Regions from separate parts of the Homo sapiens genome. Here region 1 is linked to region 2. The links are chromatin loops, found by intact Hi-C in ENCODE. Cell type or tissue: PC-3. All regions are shown on one strand. Region 1 has its middle 110 kb from the start of SATB1-AS1. Region 2 has its middle 190 kb from the start of SATB1-AS1.

What was found. Hi-C counts contacts between places; a loop is a spot of excess contacts. Peaks named below come from ENCODE experiments on the same cell type or tissue, not always from the same donor. Only the 100,000 strongest peaks of a DNase experiment are listed, where the experiment ranks them.
Region 1: a loop joins it to region 2, with 3 times the contacts of the local background. A loop is called at or near these places in 2 of 110 quality-filtered maps.

What each region holds. Positions count from the first base shown.
Region 1 is chr3:18,546,423-18,554,422 of GRCh38, reverse strand. No RefSeq gene overlaps it. Among named protein-coding and RNA genes, the nearest start is that of SATB1-AS1, 110 kb to the right of the region's middle. In PC-3, no CTCF peak of the experiment used is centred here; no DNase peak of the experiment used is centred here; H3K27ac peaks cover 1,177 bases.
Region 2 is chr3:18,628,580-18,636,579 of GRCh38, reverse strand. No RefSeq gene overlaps it. Among named protein-coding and RNA genes, the nearest start is that of SATB1-AS1, 190 kb to the right of the region's middle. In PC-3, a CTCF peak has its summit at 3,312 (motif pointing left); no DNase peak of the experiment used is centred here; H3K27ac peaks cover 2,169 bases.

The sequences.
Region 1 (8,000 bases), 82 kb after region 2:
TTTGAGGGTCATTTTCTGCCCAAAGGAGACCCCTCATGTGTAACAGTGGGACCACAAACCGTTCTTTTTGAGCACTTTGGGAGCCCCACACTGCAGATGAATGAGCCATGCCTGTAGAACAGAATATTGGTGTGCTAAATTCTTTCTGGATGTATTTTCTTTTGTTATTCCTGAGTTTTCAGGTAAGTTTGTTTACATGTTCCCACTGTGCTGAGAGATCTTCAAGAAGAGCCTAAGTCTACATCTGAATTAAGAGTACTGAGAGATAAGTCCACCACATCTGAACTAGAAGTTAGAGAAGAGAAGGAACAGGGGCTTCTGTGTGGCATATGGTTACTGGGAAGTCTCCCAAAGGAAATAAATATGCATCTTGGGAATGGAGAGAAGTTTACAGGCACAACCGCCTCTCTCCCATTTGGAGATTCTTTGCATCAGCCAATTTTAGAGAATTGGGTCTTATTTCATTAAAGATATCACTAGATGCCGTTAGATGGTCAATAAAGATAAGGTCAGAAAATGGATCTTTGAAATTGGTACCATGAAGGTTGTTGATGGTCTTACAAAAGCAGTTTTTGTGAATTGGCAGGCGTAGATGCCATTCTAGAACTTGTTGAAGAGTGAATTCAGTAAAAATGTAAAGGTAGTTTTTGCAAGCCACTCTTGGGAAGCCAGGCTATGAAAAGGTGGGGACCATGGGGTAATAGCAGGAGTTCCAGAGTCAAGGAAGTGTGGAGATGGGAGATAATAAAGCATCTTTGTGTTATGGGAAAGATAATTTAGGAAGATAAAGATTGACGATGAAGTGGGGAGAGAGAATGAGCAACTGAGCAAAGACTTTAAGAAAGTCAAAAGTGATAAGGGTTGAGATCTGGAGTATGTGTGCAAGTACCCGCATTTGGAAGGGGAAGGGATATTTCCTTCATTTTAATAGTAAGAAAGAAAGAGATAAGTACCATTGCAGACAGCTTTGGATCACCAATTTTGGTGATGAAGAAAGTAACAAAGTCTCCATCTTATAGTTTCTATGTTCGTGATGACACTAAGTTATTAGCTAAAATGAGAAGGAAAGAAATGAGAGTAAAACAAATTTTAAAATACTGATTAATTTTTTTAATGTAGAATTATGGAGTCATGTTCAGATGCCATTTGAGGTCTGATGTTTTGGTTTATTCCTCAGCTATGAGGAACAAGCTATATCTGCTCCCTTCTTCATGAGCAGATATGGAAAGGGCAAGAAAAGTCAAACCAAGATTAGAATTTTACAAAGTTTATACAGCAGAAGGAGACAGGGCAAGAGCATTTGAATATTTGGAAGGGAGAAATTAAGTTAATGTATCACCAAATCTAAGCTAGAAAGGAAGGAAAGTGATAAGATACATGAGTTGAAGGATTATGAGTAAGAAACAGGATCAATGGATTTACTGCCATGAAGTAGGAAGCACCAGAATTATGGGAAGTTGTGGTTGGAGAGAAGAATATATGCATTTGAGATTTTGGAGTGGGTGGAGATGGAAAGGTCACTGCAAAGAGAAGTGAAGAAGCTGACAAGCCAAGTTCCCAAGAATGATGACAGGAAATAAAGATACTGAGGCCAAGCCAGGCGTGGTGGCTCATGCCTGTAATCCCGGCACTTTGGGAGGCCCAGGCAGGTGGATCATCTGACGTCAGGAGTTCGAGACGAGCCCAGCCAACATGGTGAAACCCCACCTCTACTAAAAATACAAAAATTAGCTAGGCATGGTGGCGTGCACCTGTAATCCCGGCTACTTAGAAGGCTGAGGCAGGAGAATTGCTTGAACCCGGGAGGCAGAGGTTGCAGTGAGCTGAGATCGTGCCACTGCAATCCAGCCTGGGTGACAGATTGAGACTCCATCTCAAAACTGAGACTCCACCTCAAAAAAAAAAAAAATGCTGAGGCCAAAAGTTAGTGAAAGATGGAAAGTGCCTAGGAAAAGCTCTGTAAATGATCACCATGGGAAAAAGATGACGATCTATCTAGAAGGATTGAGCCTCAAAGATGCAGTGTAGGAGGAAGAAGGGAAACTTTGATTTAAAGACAGCATAGTGTAGAGGGGGACACGATGTCTCCTCCCGGTTGTGAAGGGTAGAATGCGCTAAGAAGAAGAGAGAGCAAGAGGGTTGCCGAGTAATAAGGTCCTCAGAGGACATCCAGGTTTTAGTCCAAGTGGTTATGTTAACATTTTATTGGAGAATATGAAGGTGTAGTGCTATTTATCTCCCAAAAGAAAGGTCAAGATTTGAAAATGAGGGAAGTGGAAGGCTGTGCCAAAGTTGTGCAGGGATAAGAGTTCAAAGAATCGAGAATGAGAAAAGAACAAGTAGAATTGTGAGGTATTATGGAATTATTCCTAGGTACTGCATTTTCTATAAACACAGCCACAATCATGTCTATTATTGAGTATCCACAATGTATGGGGCATGTATTATATATGCATTATCTCATTTAAACTTCACAACAAACTGTGAGGAAAGTTGCTTCATTGTCCATTTCACAAAGGATGAAATTCAGATTTAGAGAGACCATGTAACTTGCCCCAAAATATACAGATTTTAAATGACAGAGCTTAACCACTATTTTATATTGCCCATCACTTAGTAACAGATGTATTCCTGAATGAGTTGATCACAATCTGAATTTTTGTAAACCATGCCAGAGTTGCGATTCACAACATTTCTGGGAATACTACTGTGAATCCTTTGTTAATGCAAAAATAACTGCCCCAAATGGACACCTCCTCAGTAATCTGTTTGCCCAATCTCAATATTCTTGAAGCATGATTAACTTTTATTGAAAGGTATGGTTACATAGTATTCTAGGTCAGAGATGATTAAAGCTTTTTACGGACAATAAGTTTTCTCTCTAACTAAAAAAAAAAAAAAAAAAAAAAAAAAAGAACTCAATAAGGTCAGTGGCAAAAGCAAGAACCAAGGTATTATGACACTACTCACTATAATACGTTGCAATGCCTTACTCATTAGCAGAGTTTTATTTTTCATGGGATGTATTTCAAATGAGGATATGCTATAAGTAGAAAACAATACATACGGGTTCATTAGTCTTGCTCTTTTAAAGATAAATGCTGTATGTGGGATAAATGCTGTGAGCAAGAAATTATAAGCAGGTTCCCATATGCTAGATATCTATTTCCACAGCTCCTATCATCATGGTTTCTGGGCACTTTGACAGATAGATGAGGCTAATTCAGGCAACGCAGTACATTCAGAGAGTAGGTGAAAATCCTCTTTCTCTTTTGCTCCCTGCCTCAAAAAAACAATAATTAATTGGAAAGCTAAAAGAATGAAAGGTTTCCTAGAATAGAAAACTAACAGAAAAGCCATGGAGAAGAAGCAAGTTTTAATCTTTTGGTTACAAGTAATAATGTTGACTGTATTACCCTTTGATCAAGGTGTTTGGGAATCTACCCTAAGTAAATAATCCTCAATGTGGAAAACATTGTATGCTAATCATCACAGCATTAGATAGGGGAAAAGTACAAGTGCAAACAAGAAAGAAAAGTGTTCAAAAATAGGAGATAATTGTGAATAATTTATGTTATGTATTCCCTGAATATTGTGTACAGTTAAAATCACGTAGTAAAAACTGTGCACAAACCATAAGAATTTAATTCTTTGGAAAAATCCTTAAAATATAATGTTAATTTAAGAAAGTAGACTACAATATTATATAAACAATGTGATTAAAACTGTAAAAAGAAAAATACAAAGCATAGAGAAAAAATTGGGTTTGAGTGTTGATATAGGAGTAATTTTTTTATTATTTTAATTTTCCTGTATTTTTTAAATTTCCTTTAAGAAAAATTTCTTATTTTTAAAAATAAATAATAATGTAGGAATTTGGAGATTTAAGAGCTTGAAATTCTACCAATAATCACATTTTTAAAATCCATTCATATGGATTTTTAATAAGTATCCCATTACTGGCAAACCCTGCAGTATTTTTAATAACATTTAATCACATTTTCCCAGTTTTTACATATGTTAAAGTGCATTAAAATGTGGACAGTTTGATGAATTTCAACAATTGTACACACCCATGTAACCACACCACAGTCGAGATAGAGGACATGTCCATCATTCCCAACAGTTTCTTTATGCACCTTCCCAGTCAAATCTTCCCCCACTTCTTGAACAGGAAACAACTGATCTGTTTTCTATTACTATGATTATTCACTGTTCATGTTCTAGAATTTTATGTAAGTGGAATTGTACAGTTTGTATTCTTTTCTCTCTGGCCCCATTCACTCGGCATCATGTTTTGAGGTCAATCCACCTTGTTGCATGTATCAGTAGTTTGTTCCTTTGTACTGCTGTGTATGCATATGCCACATTGTGTGTATGTACAACATATGTTGATCTATTCACTTGTTAATGGTCATTTAGGTTGTTTTCATTTGGAAAGATGTTTTGGACATTTGTGTTCAAATCTTTCTACGGATATATGTTTTCATTTCCTTTTTTAAAATTTTATTTTTCCGTAAGTTATTGGGGTACAGGTGGTATTTGGCTACCTAAGTTCTTTAGTGGTGATTTGTGAGATCCTGGTGCACCCATTACCCAAGCAGTATACACTGCACCATATATGTTGTATTTTATCCCTCGCCCCCCGCCACCCACTCTTTCCTCCAAGTCCTCAAAGTCCATTGTATCGTTCTTATGCCTTTGCATCCTCTTGGGTCCTACCAGGACCCAAGAGGTATGCCTTGCATCCTACCAGGGGAATTCCTATGCTGTATGGTAAGTGCATGTTTAACTTAAGGTTTAAATTAAAAAAAACTTCCATGTAGTTTTTTTAAGTGGTTTTAACCATAAAGCTTACAAGTGAAAATCTTTTCAACTTTAGAATAGGCGAAAATTTTTTAGAGGGGATGCAAAAAGCACAAGCCATAAAAGAAAAAAATATATATATAGGACATCATCAAAGTTAAAAATTTCTGTCCTTCTAAAGACAGCACTAAGGAAACAAAAAGACAAGCAGCAGACTGGGAGAAAATATTTACAATACATATATGTGAAAAAGAATTTGCATTTGAATACATAAATAACTTTTACGAGTCAATGATAAGAACTCAAACACCCAATGAAAACATAGGCAAAAGACTTGAACAGATATTTCTTCAAAGAAGATAAACATATGGCAAAAAAAGCATCTGAATAAATGCTCAATATCATTAGTCATCAGGGAAATGCAAATTAGAACGATGATGAAATGCCACTACACTTCTACTAAAATGTCTACAATTATAAAGATTGATAATACCAAATGCTGGTGAGTATATGGAGCAACTGGAACTCTCAGACAGTGTGTATTTTTAGTGGAATGATTCATCTCACATAGGTATCTTAAACAAGTGAAGAATTACTCCTTTAAGTCAGGGCCTGAGATTTAATTAATGTTCATATTTATTCTTTTTCTCATTATACCTTCAGATTTTGCTAATTTCCATGGCTGAATTATTGTATATAACCTAGCTAAATATCAAATGGTCTCTACATCAGGAAAGAAACAATTGTTATTGACCTGGTAAGTTATTTTAAGATATCATCTCTATAACTACCAATTCATACATTCAATACCTCATTCTATCTTTGTTCTATTTTAATTTTCATAAATCATTTTGGAGGCCATACTGTATCTCCTTCTTACCGTGTAAATCTTGTAATGCCTTTGGCCAAAAGTAATAAAATTCAAATCAAACACAATTACAATTCATGAGTTATCTTTCAGTTTATACATCAATTCCAAAAGCTGACTCAATTTATAGACTCAATTAGAATGTCAACTGTGCCAGGTTGTGGGGTTTGAACTGTGACATTGGGAAAATTCAAATATGGTTTTATTTACTCTAGAACTTTAATTTCCTGTAATCCTCTCACAATCTATAAGACAGAACAATGATCTCTTTGAAGTGAAAACAGAGAATCACTCCTGAATTTTATTTCCCTACAAGTCTTATTTGCTCTATTTTTATGTTATTGTGATTTTCCAAACCTAAAATAATGATTTAAAGTACAACTGAGAGGAAAACAATTTAATATGTATTTTTTATATTCCAGAATAATTAAATTCCCACAATATTTTAATGATTTGGGAGATAATTAAACATAACATGTGATATCTAAGTTTAGATATCACATGCATTCTGTGGTTTCCTAAATTTTCTGTGGATTTTGCTCTATATCAACTTACTGTCTCATTTTCAGTACCAATATTGATGGGCTCCACTTCATTGTTCAATCCTTCCCAAATGTATTTAAAATGTAGTCCCACATAGATTAAATCACATGTCAGAATTGTTCATGGTACACCCTGTACATTCCTAAAGAAAGATATTTAATTAATTAAGAAAAAATAGTAGCATTCTGTAGGAAAAGCAAAAAATGCAAGATCAAAACTCCAGCTAAACTCTTTAAGCCATTATGAGTGACCTCTAAACCACAAACAATGTTAAATTCTTGGGAAAACTTTGCTTAACTGGCACTCACAATGCATATTAACTCAGAAGCACAACCCTGCCAAAAATATAAACCACTCAGTGTTTATAAATGTGAAAAGAAAATTAGCACATGAGCAAAAGGAAAAACACATCTTTGGTGTCAACCTTTCTGTGAACTTCTCTATTGTGATTACAGTTGTGTTTGCTGGGTTTTGCAGAGGTGTGATGGACAGGGGGATATGTATACCTGGAGGGAATTGTGCAGCTGTCAATAGTTGCCGACTGGAACTATGGCAGGTATAATTGTGTTCATTGTTTGTATTTCCTGATTCACAGAGCCCCTTAAAGTCACTGCAAAGGGAGCAATTCTTACAGACGTTCCCAACCCTGTCAGCCTATGAGACTCACTAGAGTGTTTTCAAAAATATTCCAATGCCTGATTCTTTCTACAGGTTAATGAAATAAGAACCTCTGAGCATGGAGCCTGGATATCAGTATTTTCTAATAACAGCTGGTGATTCTGATGCATAGTTAGGTCTTTAAAAAGCTGTATTAAAGCAAACGTTAGTAGCTGTTTCCAGCCCAGGCTTCTAAGATGATAGAGAAAGTAGGGACAGGGTTGAAGGGCCCAAAGCTATTTCCAATTTATCAGAAAGTCCAAGAGAATTATACATGCAACCTACAATATCCAGGTTTTGTGTTGGTTGGTTGGATGGATGGTTGATCTGTAATTATATTGGATCACTATTGTGTCTTGAAAGACAGTTGATGAACATAAAATGAAGAAATGAATTATTACATAAGAAAATATTTTTAGTACAATAGTTTTAACCATTGACTCCATTTTGGATAAAACTAAAAAGAGGATCTCTGAGAGATAGCTGTGGCTTTTGCCTATATAACATCCATTCTCCTTCTTTTGAAAACAACACCTCAATTTTGTAATGGGGAAATATCCCTTCCCCAATGTCAGTCTGAGTCTAATTGAACGTACCATCTGATTCTGAGATGAACATGTGACTCAGACCTGGATAATGCCAATATTACAACCCTTTGGCCAGAATAATGATTCAAACCCATGAAGATGAATCTGAGTCAAGCCATGAGAGTGACCAAAAGTCAGCCGTGATACTTTCTAGAGTAGTAAGAAGGAAACCTGAGCCACAAATGAGAGAAAAGTCTGTGTTACTAAAAATGCAATGAGAAGAAAAGCAGAGACTAGCAGAGAAGACAATGAAACTGGTCTTGTGCTCATGGACTTGTTAGTTATGTAACTGGGTAAATTTAATTTTGTTACATTTGTTCATTCATTCATTTATTTGAGGAAAGCAAATTTGAATCGAAATTCTGTTATCAGAAACCAAACAAGTTCTAATACATATAAGATCTTGTATTAGTGAAATTATCAGAACCATTAGGACATCTAGAGATACTTTACTATTCTATTTTTCTTTATTTGCTTGTTTGTTCAGACAAACTAAAGCTTTAATTTCAGAACTAGAACCTCAAGCAATTTTCTAGTCA
Region 2 (8,000 bases):
GAATTGGCAAAAAATTACAAATATTAACTACACAATAGGTCAATAGGTAAAATTTAATCAAAATTTACACCTTTTCAAGATTTATTCTAGTCTATACAACTATTTACAACTTTTCAAGATTTATTCTAGTCTATAAATTTTATTCTGTAAGTATGGAAATATCTGACATTCCTATGATTAAGGCCTGTCTGAGCCACTGGATTCTGCAGAGAAATTTAGGGTTCTTTTCTATAAAATATCATAGCACATTCTCTGTAACTAATTCATTACTATTAGCCAACTACGAACTGCCTCCATTGTTATAAATTTTTGGAAATCGTGATGAATAAAGGAATGGAATTGATTTATAGACAAAGAAAATGTATAGATCATTAAGTACTGAAGCAAATGAATTTTGTCTTCAAGACTGGGCTTACATGCGGGAAATCGCAGTAATGTTAATCTAAGAAGAAATATCACCTCCTTATCCTCAGAAATATAGACTAGTTTAATACTAACAGAGGGTCAAATTTAATTAACAGCAAACACCACAGTAAAATTTTCAGAATTTTACTTTTTTCTTTTATTGTTTTTCATTTTCCAACAATAACAGTACAATACAATTCTGCTAACAGAATCTAGAACAGAAGTCAGTCCCCTGTATTTTAACCTACGTGATGGAGGAGCAAAATGAGTAAGAAAATAAGAAAATTTTACTTTTTCTCTTAGACTTATTATTGACCAAAATAATCATACAAAATGACCAAGACTAAGTCTACTTGAATTTTTAAGCTTTCTCTCAGAGTTAATTTTAGTTAAAATGATTTTTGAGGTTCCAAATGGGGACTTTTTCCCTCTTGTTTACTTGATTTTTGTTTTGTTTTCTTAAAATTTATTTTCCCTTTGCACATTCCACTTATGCCAGGTTTGGGAGGGGAAAAGCTTTGATAATTCTGCAAGATGGTTGATTGCTGTGTTTTGGTTGATTAGGATGAGGTTCCAATAAAGCATCAAAACGTATTGGCGTGCCTCTCAGTTAAACCTTCAAATCCTTGGAGGTATTTCTCATCACTAAAACAACAGACCATAAAGTTTGCTTTATGCAAGTAGATTTATTCCTTTATTTGTACTCACACACAACCATAAAGGTTTATCTTCTGATCAGAGAAAGAAGATAAACAAAGCGACAAAGGTCTTCACAAAAGTAACAGAGCCAAATGAACAAGTTCTTTGTTCTTTCCAGGTTAACAAGAAATAGGAAGAAGGCAAAAAGTAGAACTAGAACAGAATTCAGGCTCCATGCTTTTTTATGTTACTTTGATTCATGTTAAGCAAACTTCAGTGTGTGTTTAAAATCTTGGGGATTTATATTATTAACCAAACAAGAATTTTTACAATCAGGGAACATTTGTCTGGCTTCCCCCTCGCCTCCTCCCTCCCCACCCATCCCCCCAACCAGCACACACAATTTTTGTAGAATATTTTGTTGGCTATAATTAAACTATGTGTGTTAATTAGGATTAGATTTTAAATGCACTGCTTGGGAAGTTGAAAAATACAGGATCTGAATGAGCCCAAATTGAGATGACACTTGAATTTTCGCAGATGTTTCCATAATCCTAATTTCAAATTGATTGTACTTCCTGAACAGTGAGAAGCCATTTTCAGTTATTTATTCAGACGTGTGCACTAGTTTTCCCTCTGTCAGTGGGTAAAAAATATCTAGTACTTTCGTTAACTCCTTCAAATAAACTGATTTTTTGAGGCAGGTTTTATTGGGAAGGGTGCCAAATTAGTCCCACCTGCTCCCAGGGTCACCCGAGAGCCCATATATAGGCCCAAGAAAAAATCTGGACACCAGCAATTTCTCTTTTGCCTCCCACTCATGATGGGTTCAGCTGGCCTTTGACTATCATTGCTCAACAGCCCAGGGAAAAAGCAAAGAGAGGGTAAAAGAACTTCCCAAATTGTTGGCCAGCAACAGCCCATAACACGTGGCACTTGATTCAGCTGCAAAGATGTGCAGCATGCTATGCTACGTAAGCCCAGGATTTGGACCCCACAGCAGAGCCACCTGTAAAACCCATTCCCAAATAAATGGCCCGTAAAAAAGATAAGCCCCCGCCAAATATGAGCGTGTCAGTACCAAGCAGCATTTCAGCTAATGCTGGAAGTCCAACACCAGACTTTGTGCCTGAAAAAAAGGGTGGTCTTCTCTTATGTGTATGTAGGTTTGTTGCAATTTCTCTCTACGTTTTATTTTATGCTCAACCCAGAATCCAGAGAGTCTTCAGAAATTCTGTCTTGGAAGCAACCCCATTCCCCTGACAAGTCTCCTATTTGATTGTAATTCCTTGCAGCTTTCCTGTTAGGCGGGGGCCTCTGCTGAATTAGCGGCATCGTGCCTTCTTCCACCTGTAACGATTTCCCACTCAACTGTAAGACAATGGCCATGATTGATCTAATGAGGGACTGGAAAAGCCAGCTGATTGCTATAAATAGTTGAAAGCAAAAACTTGTGCTTGGCTTCCCAAAGAATTTCTCATCAACTCTTGTACCCTAACCTAAATAGGTAAGCAGCCGCATGGAGAATTAGGTGAAACATTTAAGCTTTTTCTTGGTGGGAGTTCGTATAGAGGGCAAAGCAGAATTCAGGGAGCAAGAGATAATTGATGGAATATTCATGTCTTAAAGTAACAATCACACGTAATTCTACATGTCCCATGAAGGCAGAATTCCCTTTTTTAACAGAAAGCAGTTTGGATATTTTACGGCTGTTTTTAAAAATATTTGAAGTTCAGTGGAAATAGCTTTTGTGCATTCATTTGTCAAAGAAAATCGCAAGCTACAATGGTACATAAAAGCAATTCACATAATGTCACAGAAAATCATACAATTTTTTTCCTCATTGCATCTTTTAGCATATAATTCATACAATATAAACATATAATTCATAATTTATATGTTTCTTAACCCTGGCTGCACATTAGAATCACCTGATGATGACCAAACTCCTGATCAATTACATCAAAGTATCTGGGCTTAGAATTCAGGAATCAAGAGTTTTAAGCTCCACAGGTGATTCCAATGGGCAGTCAAGATTGAGAATCAGTTATTGTATTAGGAGGTCTCCAATAATAAGACGGAGAATTCTTTCTCCAGTCCTATATGCGGAAGGAAAAGACGCAAGTAAAATGGTCCCTGACTCCCTTGCCCGGTGATTTATCTGAGGATTAACATTTCATCTCAGGTATGCCTGCACTTGCTCCCGATCTCACCCAGAGCCTCCTCCTCTGGGAATCATAGCGACCTCTTGGATTTTGCAGCGTAGTTAAGTAACTTGCTAGGGCCACCTGCTGTAAAGCGGAAAAACTAGATATCAAATCAAACCAGTGTTGGCTCCAGTTCATGATTTTTACCATTACAAAGGCAAAGATTAAATACTGTGTACCCATGAGCCAAACCCAGCCCAAGACTTGTTTTGTTTGGCTCGCACAGAAGTATAAAAATATTTAAATTTGCGTGTCCATATGCTGGGTGTGGGATCTCCAGTTTACCTAAATGCCAATCATTCCCTGTTGTCTTGACATTGAGCACATTTCAATCATTTACATTAATAATAGCTTGGCTTCTGTAGACATTTGAATTCACATCCCTGTGCTAAGGCAAGAAAGCCCCTTATAAGTATGGGGAAGTCACAAAAGTGTAAATTCTGTCACATATTTATATCCATTACACATTAATAAAGACTAAAATTGACCCTGCCTACTCATCTGATGGTAACACTTCTCCTATGAGGAAAGTTAAGAAGGAAAGTTCAGATCTAAGGGTGGGAGAAACAATTATATGTGAAGATGTGAGTTCCTAAACACAAGTTATTTTTTACACTTTTATCTTATTTTATAATTTCAACTTTTATTTTAGATTCAGGTGGTACATATGCAAGTTTGTTACATGGTTATATTGTATGATGCTGAGGTTGGGGGTACAACTGGTTCCTGTTATCCAGGTAGTGAGCATAGTACCCAATAGGAAATTTTTTCAGCCCTTGACCCCTTCCCTCATTCCCCACTCTATTAGTTCCTTGTGTCTATTGTTATTATCTCCATGCATGTGCAGTGTTTGGCTCCCACTTATAAGTGAGAACATGCAGTATTTTCTTTCCTGATCCTGCATTAATTCACTTGGGATAATGCAAAGGACATGGTTTCATTCTTTATGGCTGCATAATATTCCATGTATATATGTACTACTTTCTCTTTATCCGATTCACCATTGACGGGCACCTAGGTTGATTCCATGTCTTTGCTGTTATCAATAGTGCTGCAATGAGCATATGAGTGCAGGTGTCTTTTGTAGAATTATTAATTTTCTTGTGGATATATCTCCAGTAATGGCATTGATGGGTTGAATGATAGTTCTAAGTTCTTTGAGAAATCTCCAAATGATAGTTCTAAGTTCTTTGAGAAATCTCCAAATTGCTTTCCATGGTGGCTGAACTAATTTACATTCCCACCAGCAGTGTATAAGCATTCTCTTTTCTCTGCAGCCTCACCAGCATCTGGTTTTGGGTTTTGGGGTTTTTTTGTTTTGTTTTTTGTTTTGTAATAGCCATTCTGACTGGAGTGAGATGATTTCTTATTGTGGTTTGATTTGCATTTCTTTGATTAGTGATGCTGAGCATTTTTTCACATGTTTATTAGTTGCTTGTATGTCTTCTTTTGAGAAGTGTCTGTTCATGTCTTTTTCCCACTTTTTCATGGAGTTGCTTGGTTTTTGCTTGTTAAAATATTTAAGTTCCTTATAGATTCTGGATATTAGGGCTTTGTCAGATGCATAGTTTGCAAATATTTTCTCCCATTCTGTAGAACGGAAGAAGGACGAGTCATTCCCACATTCTTGTCTGTTTATTCTGCTGATAGTTTCTTTTGTTGTGCAGAAGCTCTTTAGTTTAATTAGATTCCACTTGTCAATTTTTCTTTTTATTGCAATTGCTTTTGAGGACTTAGTCATAAATTATTTCCCAAAGCTGATGTCCAGAATTGTGTTTCTAGGTTTTCTCATAAGACTTTTATAGGTTTTTCTGGTTTTGTTTTTTGTTTGTTTTTGATTTTGCTTTTGTTTTTGTTTGAGACAGCTTCTCCCTGTGTCGCCCAGGCTAGAGTGTAGTGGCATAATCATTGTTCACTGCAGCCTCTACCTTCCAGGCTCCAGTCATCCTCCCACCTCAGACTCCCAAGTAGCTGGGGCTACAGGCACATGCCACCACACTAGGCTGTTTTTTGTTTGTTTGTTTGTTTGGTAGAGACAGGATTTCACTGTGTTACCCAGGCTAGTCTCAAACTTCTGGGCTCAAGTGATCCTCCTGCTTCAGCCTCCCAGAGTGCTGGGATTACAGCATGAGCCACTGCACCCCACTGTATTCTTATAGTTTGAGGTCTTATATTTAAATCTTTAATTCATTTTGAGTTAATTTTTGTATATGGTGAAAGGTAGGAATTCAGTTTCATCCTTCTGCATATGGTTAGCCAGCTATCCCGGGATCATTTATTGAATAGGGTGTACTTTCTCCATTTCTTATTTTTCTCTACTTTGTCAAAGATCAGATGGCTAGAGGTGTACAGCCTCATTTCTAGATTCTCTATTCCACTGAACACAATTTATAACAAGCATATTCATTTGAAACTGATGCTTTTTACTAATTTCATTCATTCACTCATTTATTCATTCATTCATTTAGTACTTACCTGCTAGATAGAAGGCACTTTAAAGACAAGAGAGAATTCCAAAGGATAAAAATTAACCTGTGAGTTCCATTAAGTGCCAAGCATTTTGGTAGGCTTTTTGTAGACTTTTTTTTCAGTTAATACTTAAGACATTCAACAACCTACCTACAAGTATGAATATTTTACTAATACAGTAAACTGTGAGTAAAAGGAGTATAAGGGACATTCTCATTCATTCGTTTAATAAATATGAATGAGCAACCACCACATGCCAAGTGCTTTTCTAGTGTTGATGACCCAGGAGTTTAAACAAGAGTGACAAGTTACCCACCCTCCATCAGCGATGTGTTGGAGCCATTTTGCTGATTATTGAAATTTCAGAAATTTTGCAAGCCTGTTGCGAAATCACTGGCAACTTGAAATTTGTCATGTCAAGAGTATTTACGTCATGGAAATCAGCAGAAAGTATAAATTAGGGCTTTGTTTTTTGTTGTTGTTGTTGTTTTGGAGAGTCAATTTACAGCACACCACTATTTGTATGTGTACTGATAATTTGTCTAAGTTAACTTATGAAGTCTTAGAATTCTAATTCATGTCTGTCTGTCTCTGAAACCAGAGTCATGTCTACTCTGTCACTGAATAAGAAAGTCTTTACCCTCAAGAAGTCTATAATATAGGCAGAGAGAAATACATCAACACATAAGAGGATGGATTCTAATATAGAGACCTGGATTTAATTCCACCTGCTACTCGCCATCCATATGACCTTGAGGATGTAACTTAACATCTCTTTGCCTCAGTTCCGCCTCTGTAAAGTGGAAGGATAATAAGACTTACCTTATTGGATTGTTGTGAAGATAATTAATCAATACTATGTAACAGTTTTAAAACGGTATCTGGCACTTAGTAATGACTATGTACGTGTTAGTTATTATTATTAAAAAGAATAAGCAAAGAAAATGAATGTGTGTGTCTACAAACGTCTGTACCATAGAGTAGATATTTTGAGTGTATATATTAGACAATTATGCCTCTGATTCCCTTCCATTTTGCCGAATTGTATAAATGCTCTTGCAATTGTTCCAAGGTTGTAGGAACCAACTGATTTAACAGTAACTATTTTCATCATAGTGGAAGAAGAAAATTGCTGGAGATTCATTTGAATTCAAAAGAAGATTATTCAGTCTATATCACTATATCCAATCATAGGCTCACCAAAATTCTCAAAGATTTAAAGTAATAGAGAAGCTTGCGCCCTCACTGTGTCTACTGGACTGCCTATACAAATCAGTGCACAGCCAAGTTATATTCCATTTTTCTGTGATTCTTTAAAAGCAGGTAGCTTGAGTGTTTAAAAATGTTTAAAAGCATGTAATCAAGATTAGTTGGGTTTTTTTCCTTTTTTGGTTATTTGTATTGATTGATTACACCAGCACCTTTTTTAAAGGTGTTAAATTCCCAGTGAAATATATAAGCATTGTTATTTGAAGCTACTCATCTGATGGGAACAATTCTGATATAATGAAAGTTAAGAAGGGGAGAGAGGATCCAAGGATAGGAGAGACATTTAATCATCTATCAAGAGGTGTGTCCCTGAACACAACTTATAACAAGAATGATTATGCTTCAAAGAAAATTAAACAAGAAATGAACTTTTACTTTAAAAATTAGATACAGTTATTGTCAGTTAGTAAGAATAACTAAGATTTGAGCAATCTATCTAGAAGTGGCCATGCAATTTGTAAGCTGAAGGTTGAAAGTTTCCTGATTGTTTATTAAAGTTATTCAAAGATCTACAAAGAACAGTAAAAATGGAAATTTGGACTGTTCCAGAATTTAAGTCCATAAAGGGCAAGTGTGTCATATTTAGTGTTGCTTATTTTGTCAGATATCAGATTAAGCAGTCATTAGTTCAATCAAATTACTTAATACTATTACTTCATGTAAAATGTTCCATAACTTTTCTGTACATATCAAAGTGTATAATTTATACCAAAATCATTACTTGCCAATTGCCAATATTTGGGGAGCTTAGTAGGAAATGCCGTCTAGTCTAGCCAGCTAGAATGAAATTTCTTTTCTTCCTTCTGTAGGGATTCCTCTTCCTCAGCCACTGTCATAAACTTTGTCAAACTTTTAGACTAAATAGATATACAATATATACTAATGGTCTGGAATAAATTACTCTGAATGTTGTAATATTCAAATGCCCAACTGCTCTGAAACTTACTGCCTAGACACATAATGATAAGTTTCAACATAATGTTGAAAAGATGAAAGAAAAGTTAGCAAAAT